Regions from separate parts of the Homo sapiens genome. Here region 1 is linked to region 2. Evidence: read pairs that join two places in POLR2A ChIA-PET (ENCODE). Cell type or tissue: MCF 10A. All regions are shown on one strand.

The links. ChIA-PET counts read pairs that join two places held together with the same protein. Peaks named below come from ENCODE experiments on the same cell type or tissue, not always from the same donor. Only the 100,000 strongest peaks of a DNase experiment are listed, where the experiment ranks them.
Region 1: POLR2A ChIA-PET joins it to region 2 with 12 read pairs; 12 of 35 experiments call an interaction of 5 or more read pairs at or near these places.

The regions. Positions count from the first base shown.
Region 1 is chr12:46,258,401-46,263,400 of GRCh38, reverse strand. The region is part of intron 1 of SLC38A1 (solute carrier family 38 member 1); the gene reads left to right. Among named protein-coding and RNA genes, the nearest start is that of SLC38A1, 8.1 kb to the left of the region's middle. In MCF 10A, a CTCF peak has its summit at 74; a DNase peak (open chromatin) is centred at 2,140.
Region 2 is chr12:46,157,991-46,162,990 of GRCh38, reverse strand. No RefSeq gene overlaps it. Among named protein-coding and RNA genes, the nearest start is that of SLC38A1, 110 kb to the left of the region's middle. In MCF 10A, no CTCF peak of the experiment used is centred here; DNase peaks (open chromatin) are centred at 2,170 and 2,770.

The DNA.
Region 1 (5,000 bases), 100 kb before region 2:
TGAAAAACATAAAAATAAAAAGACCAGGCTCATTCCTGCCACTAGTTGGAGGGAAATAGATGGGACATGTGTTCTCTAGTTCCTTATGCCCAGTCTGCTTTGCCCATTTATCTTACCTACCTGAGCACTAGCTTCTTTTGTTTTAACTTTTATTCTCAATCTGGGGATCTTAACATTGGCTGCACATAAGAATGCTCTCCTCTGGAGAGCGTTTAAAATAACCATGCTTGGATCCTGTCCTATACCAATTAAGTCAGAGACTGTTGTGTGTGTAGTGTCCCCTTATCACTTTTATTTTTTTAAAGCTCCCCAGTTTGTTCCAATGTCCTGTTAGAACTGAGGCCTATTGGCCTACAAAGGCAACTATTCAAGAGATTTGTCTACAAGTCCACCTTCTTATCTTTGGAAGTGATTCATTAAGAAATAGTGTATAGAATCATTAATTCAGAGAACTGGGAGAGGTCTTTGAGAGAGCAGCCATTAATCCAATCTTCTTATTTTAAGGTGAGGAGACAGAGACCCAGAGAGGAGAAAGGAATTGTTCTGAGACTGTAACCATCATCTGGTATTGAATTATATAGTGTCTTTTATTACATTTTCTCTTTTCAAATAAAAGTCTATTTTTAAGATTTCTTTTTATAAATGATCCTCTTTATATGCAGCACTTTGTGATGCTTTAAAGTTCTTATTATTTCTGTTTTTCCTTGAGTATTTTGTTAGGAGTCATAACTTAGCTAGGGCTTAAAAACAAACACACAAAACTGTATCCATCTTTTTTAGTACAATAGCAATCCTTGATCAGAAATATCTTTAGAACAAAAAACATATATGCAAATAAAGAGATTTTTCTCAAGGGCTGAAATATTCCAGGCTGTTTTCAACTGCATGAGTTTTTAGTAATTATTTAAATCCATTAATTTTCAATTGACAAGAAATATTTTTAATTTTGTTGGTATTCACACTACTCATATACACTCACTGTTCTAATTAATTAAGATTCAATTCTTTTGGTGTTTTTTTTTTAAATGTAATATACAGTCTGTCCTCCTATATCCAGTTATAGGTTGACTTCATTAACTTTAGAGTTTATTTTTTCTGTCTTGAATAAATTGGAATTGTTTCAAAATTTCTGATATAGATAGGTTAGTTACCAACATCATAAGCTGGTCATGTTGATAACAGACATTTAAAAGATCATATGGGAACTTGAAGACAAGAGGAATTATGGAACGATTAAGAGCAGGTTTTGGGATCCTGTTAAGATAGGATGCACTGGGCAATTTGTCCAAGGAAGTTAGCGGTTCATCTCCATGCCCCACAAAGAGGGGGTCCATACTCATCCCCTGTGAGCTTCTGTAACACAGGGCTTCTTGCCCTTCACACTACTGGCATTTGGGGCCAGACAGCTCTTTGTTGTGTGTGGCTGTCCTGTGCATTGTATGATGTTTACCAGCATCCCTGGTCTTTCTCAACTAGATGCCTGCAGCACCCCCTCACTTACTGCAACCCAAAATGTCTCCAGGCATTGCCAAATACCTCCTGGGGGCAGGGAGAGGGACACAATTGTCCCCAGTTGAGAACCACTTCTTTAATACAACTCCTTCTCTGGACTTTTAGAAATCATGCCAAGAATTCTTAAACATTCCAAGCATAGTGGCTGGGACAGTAATGATAAATACCTTCCGTTTATATAGTTCTTTACAATACTAAATGCATTTTTACATAAATCCCACACGCCCAGATCAAATGTAAAGGAGATCAGGTGGTAAACTTAATGAAAACTATGAGGTAGGGCTATCCACATTGCTTCATGTTCCCATTTTTGTTTTGTTTTCCATGGGAAGATGGTGTTTGTGATGCTCACTGAATATATTGTCTGCAGGCAGGTGATCATAGCTTTCTTTTTAAATTTAGTCCTCATTTTTATTGTTAACATGTGTTTACTGTCACCATATACTAGACCTTTGAGATGTATGGTCCTTGTCCCCAAGGAATTGAAATTGTAAATAAAAAGATTACTGAAATATGAGCCCCCTTGCTATAAGCCAGTGAGTAATCTACACGAAACTGCTGTAAGAATTCATCACAGGTAAACAGTCAAGCAGGTTCTCAACTGGAACAATTATGTCCCTCTCCCTGCCCCCAGGAGGTATTTGGCAATGCCTGCGTTGGTCATTGGAGAAAGGCATCACAGAAGAGTTGGCTTGAATTTTTTAAAAAAGCAAGCAAGCTGGGCTTTGAAAGAAAGGTCATACTTAAGTTAGCATAGGCTTCATGGGAAGGTGGAGAGGGTGTGTCCAGGATCAGGGGGATGGTGTGAACAAAGCAGAAAACTGCATAAGAGTAGACCCATTGCAGGAATGGAAAATTAGAAGGAATATAGTGGGAGCATAAATTAAAGAGAAAGCTGTCTGAGGTTCTAGAGATTAGACCTCATCCTGTAGAGGGAACAGTTATGATTGGCAAGGCAGAAAGAGGAATGTGCAAGACTGTCTTTTCAGGAAGAATCTGCCTCTATAGGTGGGAGAGGGCAAGAAGCAGGAGGTAGCGTGGCGGAGAGTGACTGTGGCAAAGTTCAGGCTGTGAAACTGTAAGGAATAAGGGAAAGGAAAAGGATTTTGTGAAGGAATGTTGGCAGGACTTGGCAACTGATTAGATATGAGGTTGTATGAAAGCCATACTCAAGTTTCAAGTCTGAGTGACAAGGAGAAGGTGCATTATATCTTTAACAGAAATAGAATGCTGGCATGTGAGGTCAGGTGATGCGTTCTGCTTCAGGCATGTGGAATCTGAGGTAATGATAAACATCCTAATGGAGCAGTCCAGAAGGCAGCAGGAGTCTGAAAAGAATTTATGGAAATGTTTCTGAGAAGGAAAGAACCTGAGAGATAACCTCTCTTTCATGCCCTCTCATTTTACAGATGAAGAAACATGTGACATGTTAAGTGGCATGATCATGATCAAGTTGTATTTATGAGGGAGATCCTATTTCATAACGCAAAGGAATTCTAGTTTTATAAAGTGAAAAAGACTGGGAAGAAAGATCTGAAAGATGCCTTTGTAGAATGAAACTTGACACTACAGCCCTGAAGCCCTAAAAAGGAAAGAATTTGGAATATGTGGAGCAAGAAGAGTCGAGGCCCAAAGAGCTACTTCTACACAGAAAGTTGGGAGGAGGAGGGATCTGGCAGAGGAGACCAAGAAGGTCTTGGGAGGATGCAGTGTGGAGTTATTTGGGAGAAGTCAGAAAACAGGAACAATGGTCACAATAATTTACAAAACCCGGGCCAGACGCTGTTCTAAGTGCTGCACATGGACCAAGTCATGGAATCTTTATGACTGTATCAGATGGGTATTGCTTTAAGTCCATTTTACAGATGAGGAAACTAAGGCAAAGAGAAGTTAACCTTCTTTCCTGGGGCTACACAGCTTCTAAGTGGTGGAGCCAGAATTTCCTAATCAGGCATGATTTCAGGGGAGTGGTGGCAGGAGCAAGTAGTTTAGAGACTGCTAGCAGTAAAGAGAGGGGTGTGATGATAGTTCAAGGTTCTAGACAGAGTTATGTTCCAGATAAAGAGCTCTGAGGATGATGGATGTCAAGAAGGGAAGGCAGAGAGAGGAAGTAGAGAAACAAGGTCCTAGCAGAAGAGCCAGGACCTTAAGCACAGGTTAAACCATTAGTCTTGGGCAAGAAGAGAGTAAAACCACTTATTTTTCTGAGACCACTTACTAGCTTCCCAGGTTTTTCACTACCAAAGGCCATTTTTATTATTCCCCACCTTCCAAAAGCCCCAGATTTTCAAAGATTTTGATGATCGGCTTTAATTTTTTATTTTAATTAAAGTATAAATTATATGCAATGCAGTGTCCAGATATTAAGTATACTATTTAATGAGTTTTGAGTGTTGACTTTAATATATTAATTCATTTCCCATTTTTATTACTCAAAGGTATATAAAATTGCCAATCAAATTTAGGATTATCACATCAAGTTAATGAAGCCTTGCTAACAGTATGGATACCTCACCATTTAGTTAACCTGTTTAGCCTGTTTGAGGCCTTTTGAAATATAGATCCATGTTAGTTCTTAGATCCTTATCACTATCATCTATGAACCCTGAGGATCCAAGAACCCCAAGTGGGTAAACAGACACAGTCAGTTATGGGACTAGCTGGCCCGGAATTATAGAACCATTGTTGACCTTAGGCTTAACACTTTCTCCGCTTTAAAAATTATATGTATTTAAGGTGTGCAACGTGATGTTTTGGTATACATATGCGTGGTAAAATGGTTACTAGAGTCAAGAAAATTAATATATCCATCATCTCACGTGGTCACTTCTTTTTTGTGGCAAGAGCACCTAGAATCCACTCTTTTAGCAAAAATCCCATATATATAATACAATATTACAGGTTGAGCATCCCTAATCCAAAAATCCAAAACCCTGGCTGGGCACAGTGGCTCACGCCTGTAATCCCAGCACTTTGGGAGGTTGAGTTAGGTGGATCATCTAAGGTTAGGAGTTCAAGACCAGCCTGGCCAACATAGTGAAACCCCATCTCCACTGAAAATATAAAAATTAGCTGGGCATGGTGGCATGTGCCTGTAATTCCAGGTACTCGGGAGGCCGAAGCAGGAGATTCTCTTGAATCTGGGAGGCGGAGGTTGCAGTGAGCAGAGATCTCATCACTACACTCCAGCCTGGGTGACAGAGTGAGATTTCATCTCAATAAATAAATAAATAAACACATTTTAAAAAGTCCAAAACCCACAAAAGTCCAAAACTTAAAACTCTGAGCACTGACACGATGCCCAAGTAGAACATTTTACATCTAACCTCCTGTGATAGGTCACAGTCAAAATGCAGTGAAAACTTTGTCTTATGCACAAAATTATTTAAAATATTATGTAAAATTGCCTTTAGGGTATGTTTGTAAGGTGTATATGAAACAAATGAATTTCAAGTTTGCACTTGGGTCTCGTCCCCAGGATATCTCAT
Region 2 (5,000 bases):
ACCCAAATGTCCAACAATGATAGACTGGATTAAGAAAATGTGGCACATATACACCATGGAATACTATGCAGCCATAAAAAAGGATGAGTTCATGTCCTTTGTAGGGACATGGATGAAGCTTTTAAACTGCCTTGTCTTCAGCTCTAGATCAACAATTCCTTCTAAGTTAAGGACTGTTTTCCAGAGAAAGTGAAAGTTTCATGCCAAATACAGGAACTGAGCAGAATTTGAGGCTAAAACATCCTCTCTCAATATCAATTAACCCCAGGCCGAATTGCAGTAGACAGACTATCATCTGTAGCATCATCCATGATTTAGAACAATGCAATCATGAACTGCAATCTGTAAGTATGCTTTCCTCGCCGAGCAACCCACTGTCTGGTACCAAACAGGTAGAAAGTCATATCTAAGGGGTTCCCCAGTTATCATAATTTGATTTCAGCAAATAATCAGATGATCTTAAGATCTTCTAGATTATTTCTTAAAGGGAAACTCAATAGAGGAAATTTAGCTAACAGAATACCTATCTTTCCAACGTCTCTCTAAAACAAAATGATTTGGCTTTTATTAAAGGAGACTTCAAAGCAAACTCTTTTTGCCCAGTTCACCTTCATTATCATCGAAGCTAAAGAGAATTCAGCAGATATTAGGATAATTCCAAAAGACTGTTTTTTGCTCTTGGGTTATCTTGCTTTCCAAATGATACCCCAAATCCCCAACAATCAAGTAGAATTCCAGAACCATTTAAAAGCATAGGAAATTTCAACACACCCTGTCTCTTCAGAACCCAGTTGCTTTCAGAAAGAAGAATTCTCTTTATCAGTATTTTAGAAGGACATATCAAAATGCTTGTCATTTTGAAATTTCTATTAATTTTGTATTACTTCGTACTTTTCAGTTCTCAAAATAATACTGTGAAAGTGACTATTTTTTTTTTTCAATTTTCCCAACTTTGTTGGGGGTGGGGAAGCATACGATGTAAATTTATTAAATCTAGGCTAGAACCTCATAACACCGTTTACTAGAGACAAATTTGGTAAGGAGGGTCCAACTTCTATGGTAAGTGGGTTAACTGATGAAGGAGCCTGTCCTCATGGGGCAGTTTCAGCTATAACCAGTGCTACAACACTGCCCACAAGCAAAGCCTTATATCAGACCACCACACAAAATGGAAATAAGGTAGGAAACAGGCCTTACATCCTGCCCAAAAAGGCATCCAGCATAACCTGCCTTGCAGTGAACTGGCTTGGGTTCTTGTACTCCTTTGGAGAGTAGTCCTTAGGTAGGTAGGGTAGGAAGCAGAGCTCCATTCTTGGGGTGGAGGACCAGCCTGAACAAAACAGTATGTCAGAACCTCCCTCCACTAGACGAGGCTTCAGGAAGCGGGCTGTCTTTTACAGAGATTTGGTGTCCTAGGCAGGTAGAGATATCCCCAGTCAGCTCTATGAGCACTAGTCCCATGTCTGATGGGAAGCAAAGCTAGACTCTGGAGTCTGTGTGTGTGTGTCTGTGTGTGTCTCTCTCTGTGTGTTAATGCCTGTTCTTCTGTTCCACAATTCCCCCACAAGGCCCAAGGACAAATGTATTGTCTAGGAGAATTTGCAAGGAGGTAGGAACATGGCTCTGGACTCAGACTGACCTTGGTTGGAATCCTGCCTCTGCTACTTAAAAGCTAAGTGACATTGGGCAGGTTTCCTTAATCTCCTTCAGTCTCAGTGTCCGCAACCAGAAAGTGGGAATAATAATAGTCATCCCATAGAATGGTTGTAAGGAATAATTAGACTGGATAGCATATTGTAAATTTTCTAGCACAGTATCTGTCACATAGTAAGCCCACAATAAGCGCCCCTATTAACATTAAGATGATCTTATCTGTGCCATTTTCCATGCTTCCTTTGAATTCATGGAACAAAGTAGTGAAAAACTCTGCTCAGCAAGTACAAAATCATTGTTTAGACCAGATCTGAGGCCAGCATAAAAGCCAAAAGAATGTTGTAGTTAGAGAGTCCAAATGCAACCCTAGCTCTTCTGAATTCCCTAAGGGGCTGCTCAAGGTAAAGCTGTCACAGAGAGTTTGTGATTAAACCATTGGATAAAAGCCAGACACATTGCATGCTTGAAAAAGGAGTTATTTTCACAAGGGTAATTGCCAGAGACTGATGCAGTCAAGAGTCAAAACAGGGTAGATTCTCATCAGAAATGTGTGCCCACAGAAAAGACTCTTGGCAGAGGACACGCAGCATTAGGCTGTGACATCAGACTTTTGGGCCACTGAGTTGCATAAGCAGGCCCAGTAGAGCGAAAACTCACCAGTAAGAATTAACGCTGGTGGAAGTTTAAGAATGCCAGGCCCCAAGAAGCGTGCAAAATCACATTGCTACGGAACAGCTGGTTCCTTCAGTGCCTGAGATCTTTGCCAGATTCCATCTTTTTCCATAATAATATATTACCTCTATTAACTTACAGAATCCAGGGCAAGATTATATGAAAACTACTAGATGCTGTGCAAATGGCCCCTTATCTGTAACTAGAAATTATGTATGTTGTAATCAGTTTGCTATAACTAAAACTGCGAGCCCCAACATGAAGAATCTTGTTCTTCATGGCATAAGACGCTTGAGCAGCTTTATTTTATTTTATTTTTTAACTGTCTTTGGCAGCCGTCCAATAATACTCGGTGAGAAGCAGTCCCTTGCACTCCAGCCACTCCCTTGCTGCTCCATTTAGCCCCTTAATAAAGCTTGTTGAGCAATTAAGTCAGGAACATTGAAACCTTACTCACCTTCAGTCAACCTTTCCTTAATTGGGCAATCAATTTACATGCTTCCAGTCCTGACAAAAGAGAAATGCAGTTTTGGCTTTCCAGGAGCGAGCTATTAAGATTGTAGCCATTTATCTGAGTACTGGCTTCTTAGTTACACACATGTAATACAAAAGAAAGATCTACGTGCTTGTTTTCATACTTCATCTTTCTTGATTTTTTTTAGCAAGTGGAAGTTTAAAATCATTGGCTCAAAACATAAAAACACTATTGATATTTCCATAGTATCTTTTTACAATTCTCAGGGTCACTTAGATTTGTGACTGAAAAAAAAAAAAAACATAGCCCTCAAAATGGCTATTTGAATGATTATAATTTCACAAATACATCTTTTATTTGAAAGAATAGTGAACTGAAGTAAGGCATCATTGGTGACTTGTTCCAAACAATTGGTTACACAAGTGTATTTAAAAAGGAAAGCTTTTGTTCACTTTCATATTTTCACTTAGAAGGTTCTTCTTAAATATCTGAAGTGAATTTGCAGGTTGAAAAGTTACAGCCTCATTCATAGATTGGGAACAGTAGTTCTCAAACATCTGTGTGTGTCCAGTGCTGTCCCAGGATCTAGTTTTCACTGGCCAGGAAAAAAATGAGAAAATCGAGCACATTGAAGTGAGGTTTTTTTTTTTTCTTTCATATATTTGAAAGTATTCCATTTAAAGGGCTGACCTTTTCCTAAGATTTTTTGGCTTCTCTCTATCTCCATACTTCTTTTATTTTTAATTGTACTTGTCCATGAAATCTAAATGTCGGGAACCACTGCTGGTATGTCTAGAAATATAAGAGCTTGTCCTCTGAGAATTGGCTGAGCTCACTAAATTCACATTGTGCAGGCCACAGAAAAACTGTCAGCTTTAGGTCAATAACAATTTGGCTCAACTAGCTGAAAATAGCCCCAAATGGTGTCCAGTCTCCTACCCTCTTCCTTGTCTAATTAAATCCACTTCCTCCCCAAATCCTGATCGTCATGAACTGCCTCCATTTTAAAATACAGGAAACGTTGGACCAAACTCATTTATTTGAACCCAAGAAGAGTGAGTAGTAATTGCTGGGTAACCTGTGCTGAATCCAAAGTGATAGAATAATCTCTGAAGAATGAAAATGGAAGGAAATAAATATTCTCACCTCTCTAAAAAACAATAATGTTCACCCACATAAAAAATCTGTAGGCAGGCAGCAGCTCCATTTTGATTCAGCTAGATGGCTTCACGCTAGTGAAGAAAACATTTTGGCAAAGAATTATTTTATCCAAAAGTAAAACACAGAATTCCAAGTACCTGGTATAACCCAAGTGAAAGCACATCCAAAGGAAATCTCTCCATACCCACTGCCTTTTAGCATTACCACTCCTCATTTTACCTCTTAATATAAAGCCACAAAGTGAGTACATGTAACTACAGCACGTCTTGGGCTGAGGTGGCTGGGAAATTTGATTCCCCAAAGAAAGGAAGAGCATGAAAATCCTCTGAGGAAAGTGATCTTGGCAAGGACTCTGGCTAGGACTCCAGCCCATGTGGATTTCTCATCCTTTGAAGTGTTTATGGTTCTATCCAGTTTTTCATCACTGAGAGAGAAAGAAAAAAAAACTACAAAGTCCTCTCTTTTATAGAAGATATTTTCAGATTTAGATTTTAGCTAGCTTCAAATTCTTGTACACAGAGATACATATAAAACTGTCACTTTGATAAAGTTCTAGGAAAAAGTTAATATAATTTTAGAATCCTGTCTACTGAGTATCAGTAGCCATCCTTCATACCCCATAACCAATTATCTACTCTGGTTGATGAGAACCTTCACAGTGATTCTTTTGGCTAGCTTTTATGCCATAAGGAAAGCAAAGTTCCTGGATCTGACATGCAGAAAATCTTGGTTTTAGGAATTCTAAAGAATAGAGAGCAAAGTTTATAAAACAAGAGTTCAGGACAAGAGCCTGTGGCAATCTCCTCTTTCCTCATCTTGGGTACCTCAGTCTTTTATTATATTTTCCTACTACCTACTTTATCCTCCTACCAAAGGTCTGAGTGGGGCATTATTTAGTGCCATAAATAATAAACTGTTAGTGGCTCTTTGATGCTCTCAAAGTACTTTCACTTTTACTGTTATATTTCATCATCACAGAATATATGCAGCAGGTATTCTTACTATCCTGAACTTATTGATGAAAAAATTCAGGTTCACA